Regions from separate parts of the Homo sapiens genome. Here region 2 is linked to region 1. The links are chromatin loops, found by intact Hi-C in ENCODE. Cell type or tissue: heart left ventricle. All regions are shown on one strand. Links, peaks and the distances in the headings refer to the core of each region. The heading gives the core; the rest is flanking DNA.

Evidence for each region. A loop is a pair of places that touch in the nucleus more often than their neighbours do. Peaks named below come from ENCODE experiments on the same cell type or tissue, not always from the same donor. Only the 100,000 strongest peaks of a DNase experiment are listed, where the experiment ranks them.
Region 2: a loop joins it to region 1, with 2.2 times the contacts of the local background. A loop is called at or near these places in 8 of 110 quality-filtered maps.

What each region holds. Positions count from the first base shown.
Region 1 is chr18:35,412,461-35,417,848 of GRCh38, reverse strand. No RefSeq gene overlaps it. Among named protein-coding and RNA genes, the nearest start is that of ZNF396, 38 kb to the right of the region's middle. In heart left ventricle, for the core only: no CTCF peak of the experiment used is centred there; no DNase peak of the experiment used is centred there.
Region 2 is chr18:35,682,362-35,687,749 of GRCh38, reverse strand. It overlaps GALNT1 (polypeptide N-acetylgalactosaminyltransferase 1), which reads right to left. Exons shown (of 12, transcript NM_020474.4): 5 at 4,152-4,359; 6 at 564-734. It overlaps LOC124904285 (a long non-coding RNA gene), which reads left to right and starts at 819. Exons shown (of 2, transcript XR_007066342.1): 1 at 819-1,070; 2 at 1,379-1,683. In heart left ventricle, for the core only: no CTCF peak of the experiment used is centred there; no DNase peak of the experiment used is centred there.

The DNA of each region.
Region 1 (5,388 bases), core at 71-5,070:
GAGGATACATGAATGGCAAATAAGCAAAATATGCCCAACATCTTTGTAATTAGGAAAATGAAAATTAAAACCACAATAAGATACCTCTGCACTCCTGCTAGAATGGCTAAAATTAAAAAGACTAATCATACAACCTGCTGGTAAGGATTTGAAGGAACTAGAACTCTTACACTGCTTGTGGGAATGTAAAATTATACCAACACTTTGAAAAACAGTCTGGCAACTTCTTAAGAAGTTAAACATATACCTACCCTCTAACCCAATCATTTCTTTCCCATGTACTTACCCAAAAGAAAAGAAAGCATATGTTCCTGCAAACAATTTTATGCAAATGTTCATAGAAGCTTTATTTGTAATAGCCAACAACTGAAAACAACTCAACTGTCCACTGACCAGTGAATGGGTAAATAAATTGTGGTATATCCATACAGTGGAATACTACTCAGCAATAAACAGGAAGGAATTGTTGATTCGTGCTACAAGATGGATGAATCTCAAAATTATCATGCCAAATGAAAGAAGCCAGACAAAAAAGTACCTCCTGTATGATTCCATTAACTAAAAACTTTAGAAAATGCAAACTAATCTATAGTGATGAGAGGGCATCACAGGTTACACAAAGACAGGGATGTGGAGAGAGATGGGAGAAAGGAATTACAAAAGGACACAAGGAAGTCTGAGGGGATTATGGATTTGTTCACTATCTTGATATTTGTGATGGTTTCATGGGTTAATCCGTATGTCAAAACTTACCAATTTGTGTGTTTTAAACATATGCACGGTTTGTATGACAATTTTATTTCTATAAAGCTTTTAATTATGAAATAAAAGAATATTTACATAAATGTACAAGGATGTAATGAGAACACTTTACAAAGTTGTTTCTTCCAAACTAATCTGTAAATTAAATGTAATCCTTACTAAAGTTGCAACAAGATTTTTTTTAAAGATTTGGCAAACTTATTCTAAAATGTAGTAGAATACTAAAGATTCTCAAATAGATTAGTCAATTTTTTTTTGAGACATGGTCTCACTCTATCCTCCAGGCTGGCATGCAGTGGCATGATCATGGCTCACTGCAGCCTCGAACTCCCAGGCTGAAGTGATACTCCCACCTCAGCCTCCTGAGTAGCTGGAACCACAGGCACACGCCACCATGCCAGGCTAAATTTTTACTTTTGTCTTTTGTAGAAATGAGGTCTCACTATGTTGCCCAGGCTGGTCTCAAACTCCTGGGCTTAAGCGAACCCTCCCACCACGGCCTCCCAAAGTGTTGGGATTACAGGCATGAGCCACTGTGCCCAGCCTGATAAGTCAATTTGATAATAAAAACAAAGAAGGACAAATTGTCTTACTAATTAATTGTGAAGACATACTGTAGACACAATATTAAAACAGTGGATATTGGCACAGGAGCAGGCAAATGGAAAATCACTTGCGCCTAGGCAGTCAAGGCTACAGTGAGCTGTGATTATGCCACTGCAGTCCAGCCTGGGTGACAGAGGGAGACTGTATCTCAAAAGCAAACAAACAAACAAAATAAATAAAAAACTTCATGCTTCGATGGTGGAAGTGAACACTGATGCAGCCATTCTGGACAGCAACCTGACACTAGTGCAATTAAATGTGTACATACATCTGTGCACTGAAACCCCTTTATGTATACCCTGTCTGGAAAGCTGCGCATTGCATACAACAATTAGAAGTGGAGTACTATATCAAATTTATGGCATAAATTTTAAATCAGCAAAAGTTAAAGTTGAGAAATCTTAAAGGAAGTGAATAATACCAAAACCAAAAACCCCAAGAAATGCAAATAAAAGATAAAAGATTGGAAAGTTAGACTTTCGGTTCAGTAGGTCAAATTACAGGATTCTAAAAGCACACTGCCATTAATGTGATTTAAAACACATGATAAAGAGCACCACAGATTTTTTTTTAAGATTTATGAATTATGCAAGGATGTGCACCAGAGGTGTCAGAGTAGGACTCTGGAGGAGGGAGCCAAATAGGAGTGACACTCAGAGATGAGAAAAACACAGTTAAGCAAGACGGAATTCATGTGGGCTGATGAAGACCATGTGGGTTTATAAGGAGCGTCTGCCCTTACGGAGACAAAAAGGGAAAGGTTATGACTAAAATAAGTGTGGTACTTAGAGAGAAAATAAATCGAAAGGTCAGCCATGTGAAAGCAACTTTGAAAGGGAACTTCTATATTTTCTCTTCCCTTCCTAATCTACTGTCTCACTCTGGCTCCAGAGGAACAAATGAAAGAGGAAATAAGATTCATTGCAACTGGATTCTTTAAAAATGGCAATTCAATAATATGTTCTCACAAGGGAGTGAAAGTACAGAGCAGGCTGAACCTGGCACTTATCTAAATTTCATTTCACTCATAGTAAAGTGGCAAGAGACAGTGTGATTTATACCTACACCAGGAAAATGTCAGAAAGGTTTTACTAGTGGTGTCCTCCCAAGAAACAAGGTAGAGATGCCACAGATACACCTCCAATACTTCCTATCACCTGTAAAATGAGATCATTCACCATCTTGCTCTTACTGACCCTTTCTAGCCTCAATTTCCATTCTACCCCTAGTAATAGGAGCTCAGTTTTACCCAAACAGACTGAATCAGTGTTCAGACCCTGAGATTTCCTGACCACTTGGCTGTAAAACATCACTTGCTAATGCCTCTTTAGTGACCTTCTCAAACCTTACCCATCTCCCGTGACCCTTTCACATCTCTCCTGTCCTAAGTGAATGTTCCCACTTATGAACTGTGGAGCACTTGTTGCCTAAAGTATTCATTGGCTAATAGTTTTTTTTTTGTTGTTTTTTTTTTTTTTTTAGCATTTAAGGCATCATTCCATTGTGTCCAGATTCCACTGTTTCTGCTTTGAAGTCAGCTTAATTTATGGCTTAATACCTTTAATCAACTTTTTTAAATTCTCAATTATTAACTCTTCAAATACTGCTTCTATTGCACTTCCCTACTCTTCTCCTTCTGGGACTTCTTTGTCTAACTTCTTTGTCTCTTACCCCAGCTTCTGCTTTTTCTATCTTTCATCTCCCAATATTGTACTCTGGATATTGTCTTCTGATCCATTGAAAGTTCATGAATTCTCTCTTCAGCTATCTATTCTCCACCTAACTCCATCCACTGAGTTACTAATTTTGATAGTTGTATTTACAGTTCTAGAATTTTCTTTTTTATATACTTTATATGTCTCTGTCAAAATCCTCAATCTTTCATCTCTCAATGAACACAACAAGCATAATTATTTTAAAGACTGAGTCTTTTAACTTTATTTTCTAGCTCTCCTGTAGGTAGCTGGTTATTTATATGGTTTTGTACGCTTGCATGTCTCGTTAGTTTTCTTTCTTTCTTTTTTTTAATTTGTTGGGTTTTAATGTTTTGTCTTGTTTTGTTTTTTTGAGATGGAGCCTCATTCTCTCACCCAGGCTGCAGTGGCACGATCTTGGCTCACTGCAGCCTCCCAGGTTCAATCCTTCTGCCTCAGCCTCCTGAGTAGCTGGGATTACAGGTACCCACCACCATGGCCAGTTAATTTTTGTATTTTTTTTTTCATAGAGACTGGGTTTCACCATGTTGGCCAGGCTGGTCTTGAACTCCTGACCTCAAGTGATCCATCTGCCTCGGCCTCACAAAATGCTGGGATTACAGGTGTGAATCACTGTACCTGGCCTAGTTTTCTTTCTTTTTTTTTTTTTTAAGTGAAATCCACATAACTTAAAAGTAATTATTTTAAAGTGCACAATTCAGTGACATTTAATACATTTACAATGTTGTACAACCACTAGCTCTATTTAGTTCCAAAATATTTTCATCCCCCTAAAAGAAAATCCATTAAGCAGTCACTATTCATTTCCTCCTCCTTATAGCCCTTGGCAATTACCAATTTGCATTCTTTGTTTCTATCTTTATATTTAAAATGGGTTTCTTATAGGCAACATGTAGTTCGGTCTTGCTTTGCTTGGGTCTCCTTCCCTGTACTGTTGCCTAAAAATCTCAAACCAATAAGCTGGGGCAATCATTTGTTTTCCTTTTCTCAAGGATCACTGTCTTTTGTTGCCTGATGTCCAGTGTCTTCAAACAATTATTTCATATATTTTGTGTGTTTTTCCCTTTTTTGTTGTTGTTTCAGGTGGGAGGTTAAATACGTATCAGTTAGTTTACCTTGAATAGGAGCAGAAATCTGACCTTTAAAAACATAATTTATGTGCTTTAGTTTAAGTAGTTAAATTTTCTGTTCTAATTTAATTTTAATTAATTAATTCAATTTTCATTGTAGCTGTTTTTTAAGGTATGGTGGTGTTTGATCACGTTTTAACCAAGACAAAGACCATTCTGAAATCCTCCCTGGTAGCTTGTATTATATAAAATATGCCCATTTCTTTCAAGTTAACCTCCTTTGCCTGTAACCAACAAATGGCAGCTTCCAGAGCCTCTTTTCCCCAGCAGCTGGTGAGAACAGCACGTGTTTATGAACTGCTGAAGATGTCCCTAGTCATCAGATCAGATGCACTCTGTAGCTGGACTCTCTCCTAAACTGAGATCATCACATCCACTGCCCCCCACTCCAGTTGTCCATAGAACCCTTGGGCTCTATGCAAGCCTGTTAGAGCTCAGGGAGTTTTTGATATTTGTTTTTAAATCCAGCATAATTAACTTTTAGGTGTTGGTAGATTTCTAAAAACAATCTTCATTTACATAAAGATATTTCTAAGTTGAGTTATTTTCTTCTCTCTCTCTCTCTCTCTCTCTCTCTCTCTCTCTCTCTCTCCTCTCTCTCTGTCATCAGCCTGTAGTGCTTCTAAATAATACAGGCACTCTCTGCTGCCCAGCCTAGACTCTCTTGGGGCAGAGGTTTGTCAAAGAACCACTAGCACTGTGGTATGCATGTGCTTAGGTGCCTGCTACCATCGTGTCAGAGGGAGAAACCTGAGCAAGTCCCTCCATGCAGTCTGACTAGATTATTACCTTGGCTTTAACACACTACAACCAAGGAGCATTTAAAGAAAAAGCAGGCTTCCTGTCATGCTCAAGCCTCATTCATCATAAGAACACTCCCTCTGCAGTTATTGCCCCATCTCTTCCTGCCCTTTCTTGTCCAGATTTCTTGAAAAAAAAAAACTTGCTTCCTCCTTGTTCTCACACCTGGCCCAGCTGCAATCTGGCTTTTACTTCCTATCCCCAGCCTTTCACAGCATCTCTCCTTGGCCCCTGCAATCACCTTCAGGCCTCCTCCTGCTTGCACCAGCTGCATCTGCTGCAGCAGACCCCACCTTTGTTTTTTGCTTCTCTGCCACTCTTTCACTCTCTCCGTCCTCAACAAACCTTTAGTGTCTAACTCAAGGCCTGACACA
Region 2 (5,388 bases), core at 215-5,214, 270 kb before region 1:
ATCCTGAAAAAAAAATCTATATATGACCAAGTAGAGAAAAAAAATCAGAGAATAAATGGATTAATGAATTTTTTTATATTTTGTGTCAATTCTAGCTATTTTTATGTTTTACACAAGCTTTTCTAACTTTACCAGTCAATAACTGTCATCCAGATGGTACAAGTCTGAATTTAAAATTGTACATTTTAATGCAAGGACCCAGTTTTAGGTAGTATCTTCACATACTGACACAATTAATTAAGCTAAGTATTATTATCCTTAATAACTGAATTAAAGTACAGATCTGACGCATTTGCAAAATGTTCATAAAGGAATGAAAAAACACGCATGTCATCATTTCTCATGTGCACTAGATTTATAGAATAAGCAAAAATTTCTAATTTTATTAGAGGAGAAATCCTTCTTTAAAACACTCACATATGTGAAAGATGGCTGTTAACTACCATAAGGTATACGAATGCTTCACGTTTCTCAAAATACACTTATCCATTTGATATGATTCCCAAAGCTCCACAACCTTCTGCCAATAACACTTTAGGCAAAATGTCTGACAAATTAATTACCTGACAGGAAGAGTCCGATCACCTTTCCTTCTGTCCATTTCTCTTTGGGGAACAGGATACCAGCGAAAATTGAGCTTCCAGTTGAACCCACCATAGGTCATATCAGAGCCTGCCATGTACTCAAAAGTATCATCACTGATCACATCGATGATGGGACACACCACTGTTCTCCTGATGTCATAAAAGCAAGTTAAGAAATCTTTCAAAACATTCCTGTTTAATGCCAACTACAGAACAATTGTATAGTAAGTGTTTTTATTTTTTATTTTTTCCCTTGAAACAGGGTATCACTACTCTGTCACCACCCAGGCTGGAATGCAGTAGTGCAATCAGGGGCCACTGCAGCCTCGACCTCCTCAAGTGATCTTCCCACCTCAGCTTCCTGAGTAGCTGGGACCACGGCTGGGATCACATAACACCACACTCAACTAATTAAAAAAATTTTTTTTTTGTTTTTTATATTTAAGACTTTAATCTTCAAGGGACTGATTTTAACTATGATATACAGTAAGTATCCAACTTCATTTATTTCTTCTATGGATAACCAGTTGTTCCACCACTATTTATGTAATGGTCCCTTTTTCTTCTGCTGTAACTATGAGTGACTGCTCTGTCATAAATCAAGATTACATACAAAAATGAGCTGGTTTCTAGACCCTACCCTGTTTCACTAGTCTATTTGTGAATTCCTGCATCAATATACCACTGCCATAATTAACACAGCTTTAAAATAAGTCTTGACGCCTAGTAAGGCAAGCCCCCTTAGATCTGATTCTTCTTCAGAAGCATCCCAACTATTTTTTTTCTTTTTACAGTTCCGTATCAATGCTAGAATCGGCCTGTACAGTCTCTCAAAGAAAATTCTGTGGAGATTTCAATTGGAAATGCACTGAATTTATATATGAATTTGGGTAGAATTGATACTCTTATGATATTGACTTTCCTATCCATTTCTCTCTCAAGATTTTTTCGTGAATTTCAGTAAATCTTTTGATAAACATATTCCTATGTGTAGTCTATGACTGCCATTGCTATTACGAATGGTATCTTTTCTTTTTGCATTATATTTTCTAAGTATTCCTTGTTGGTGTGAAATAAACTTTTCATTCTTTTGTTTGGAGATGGAGTCTCACTCCTGTTGCCCAGGCTAGAGGGCAATGGTGCACTCTTGGCTCATTGCAGCCTTGACTTCCTGAGTTCAAGCGATCCTCCCGACTCAGCCTCCCAAGTAGTTGGGACTATAGGCATGCACCACCACGACTGCCTAATTTTTTGTATTTTTAGTAGAGCTGGGGTTTCGCCATGTTGGCCAGACTGGTCTCGAACTCCTGGGTTCAAGTGATCTGCCCACCTCGGTCTCCCAAAGAGCTGGGATTACAGGCGTGAGCCACTGCTCTAGCCTGAACTTTTCTATAGTAATCTCGTGTTTGGCAACATTGCTAAATTCTTATTGTTTCTATTATTTTATGTATAGATTCGTTTTCTTCACAAACACATACACAATTGACAACAATGCTTTTCCTTTTTCCAATAAATAAATGTTCTTTATTTACTGTAGTACTGCAAAACCTAAGAAAGACTTCTAATAATACTAACTGGTGATTGAGGGCATTAACATCTTCTTCCACATCTTTTTAAAAAATGCTTCCAACATTTCTCCATTAACATGATTTCTGCTTGCAAAGGCTTTTTTTTTTTTTTTAAGCCATCCTTTCTTGGATTAGTAAACTTCCACTGTATAATAGTTTGCTAAGTATTTTCTAACAATAAATTCATGTTAAATTTCAGTGAACCCTTTTTCATTATCTATGGGAGTGATCAGAGGTGTTTAATAAGTTTGTAATCACAGTTTTAAAAATACATTAATGGGATGTATTAAACGAATTAGTTTTTGTAATATTACGCTAAACCAAGCAGTCATGATATCATGATATGTTTTTTACACGCATACGTGCACGTGTGTGTGTGTATATTGCTGGTTTAGTTTGCTGGTATTGTGAGATTTTTGTACTAGCATTCATGAACAGATTTGCACTGTAATTTTCCTTGTAGTACTTTTCTGGTTTTCATATCACAGTTATACCAGCCTCATAAAAAGAGTTTGGTTCGTTTCCTCTTTTTCTATATTGTTTACAAATTCTTAGGGGAGATTTGTTTCCCCTCTGCCACTGCATACCAAGGTTGAGACAGGCAAGTTTTCTCTGATGTGGTGGGATTAATTTTTCATTCTTGCTTTATACTAAGATACAGATTTCAAGAGCCCAGCTTTATACAGGTGTTTGCTATTAACCTTCTCACCTGAGGCAGGACCTAGGTTTTTGTCTCCTATCCTTCCATCTTATTTGTCTCTCAAGGCAGAAGCTTAGTGACCCCAAAGTTCAGCAGAAACCCTACCAGCGAAAGCTGGCTTTAGTGTTTGGACTGCACATTTGCTCTCACTTCTTTTCGAGATTTGCAAATTTCTTCCTTTTGTGCCAACTCAATGATGCATTTAAAATTTGTTTTGTCTTTTATCCAGCTTTTTCAGTTGGAAAAGTTATTCAGAATATCGAATCCACCATGCAGCCCAAACTGGAAGTCACTGTGGTTGCTATTTCAGCTGACTCCCTTCCATACTTCTGTCATCACCTCACCTTGCTTTCTCTCTATGGGTTGTGTGTTATCTTCAGGCGAGCAAATATTCCCTAAAACGTCATCTATTATTTAAAGAAAATAATTTACAGATATCCTATTCTTTTGATTCTTCAGGGCAATGTTCTCTTTTCTAAAGCTGCTCTACTTTCCCATTGATTGGCCCAATGCTGAGTTTTCCTATTTATTCATCTTTGAAAGGGAAAAAATATAGATCCAGCATTTGCTATCAAACAGAATAGATGCTGTGGCTTTAGCTCCCACCGTGTTCCACTTGACTAGTAAAAGTTCACTCCACTAAAATCTAAACATGGACAGTCTCTACCTCAAATTACAATGACAAGCAGAAATTCAACCAACATAGGTCTAGCAGACTGAAGTCAGGTTCTCTCCTGATGCACAAGAACTAAGCCAGAAATAGGGAGTTCTTTGAAAAATGTGTAACATGAAAAACTATAACCACAGGTGTTCATTACACCACTGTTCTTCCTGTATTATCTAAGATTATGGTGCTTTCCATACAAAATTAAGCATTTCAGGACACAATGTGCTTCTCTCCATTCTCTTCTACTTCTTGCTGCACTACAAGCTGAGAGGATCTGCCTGCTCCAGCATTAGCTTTAGAGTGCAAGGACAAGTGAAGGGTTTTATGCTGTCTTCCCTGAGTTCACCATCTATCTGTTCTGCTCCAGCTTGGTGAACACAGCATATAGTATACATTCCAATGACATGCTTCCTAATCACTCCTCATTAGTACAACAGTTTGCAAACATTCCTGCCAGGCTTCAGAATGTGGTCTTCTGGATATTTCCTTTAGAGTCCTCTTCACGGATATTTTAAAGCAAACTTGGGAGGAAATTACTTTTATATTTATTTAAAAAATATAGAATTTGGCAACTCACCATATAGTTTAGGACAAATGTACTAAAAGCAAACTTACAGACACCAGAAAATTACCTGTCATGTTTGATCCTGGCCAAGAGAGGCTCCAGCCATCCCACTGTACACTCACAATGGGCATCCAGGAAGGTGATCACTTGGCCTTTAGACACAGCAGCTCCTTTTAATCTAGCTCTGATCAATCCAGAACGTTGTTCCATTCGAATTACATGAACTGGTACTTTTAGTTTTTTCACATAACTCTCTAAAGGCCTTTTCAAAAAGTCTGGAAAATGAACAAAAGAAAACATGCAAACCAGTGTGGCCTGGCACTATTCAGATGAAAGTAATTTTGATTTGGAAAATTTATTCAACATACCCTTACTGAACACTCTCAGTGAGGCTCCCTGACTCATAAACCCATTCTGCTAAAGGAAGCCTTTATATTCCCCAAGAGAATGGACTACAGCTGCCTCTATTTTATTATATGCAGAATTAGGAGAATGCCTTTGTGCTCAGACTTAACCAAGGATAGGAATGCTCCTATGTTTCGCTAAGTAACTCTGTTAGACTCAATTCTTTCTCTAATCATGCTTAAGGATCAGCAATACAAAGAAAGCATTAAATCCAGACCTCAACAGAGAGAAGACACAGAATATGTAATAGCTGTAGAGTTCAGAAAATTGTGAAATTTCCTCAGAAGCACAAACAAATTGTCTTGTTGATTACCATGGTCTTTGACTATACTTTTTTTTTTTTTTTTTTTTTAATCAGGGGGCAGAAAGTGGGGTCACACTTGGAAAAGAAATGCTGGACTGTTAACTGCAAGGCCAAATAGAGATCCTTAAACTGACAATTAGGTGTAAGAAAAAAAGTTTAAAAAGGAAAGGGCAATTGAAGAAGAAAAGAGAAAAAGTGGGCAAAAGGGGAAAGGGAGAGTATGTGGGTGTATGAAATCAATAGCTATCCTGGAGAGTTCAGATAAGAGGTTATGCTCCTCAGGACACAGGCAAGCATATAGGATAAGATAAACCTTACCTCCAAAGTTCACAACTGACTTTAAAAAGCAGAAAAGGTGCAACTTCCTCAAAGCAAAGAGAAAACATTTTTCCGATCAGGTTGGTTTACAGAATTTATGCTAGAGAACTCTGCTATTGGTGGTAATATGGCCAAATGCCTTTCCAACTAGTCACCATACAATAAGTATGAGGATAATCTCTCTAGGGAAGAAAATATTTGAGATGGAACTACTGGAACCCCTAGAGAGATTATCCTCATATCTATTAATTAAATACTAAAAGTAGAGATCCAAAAG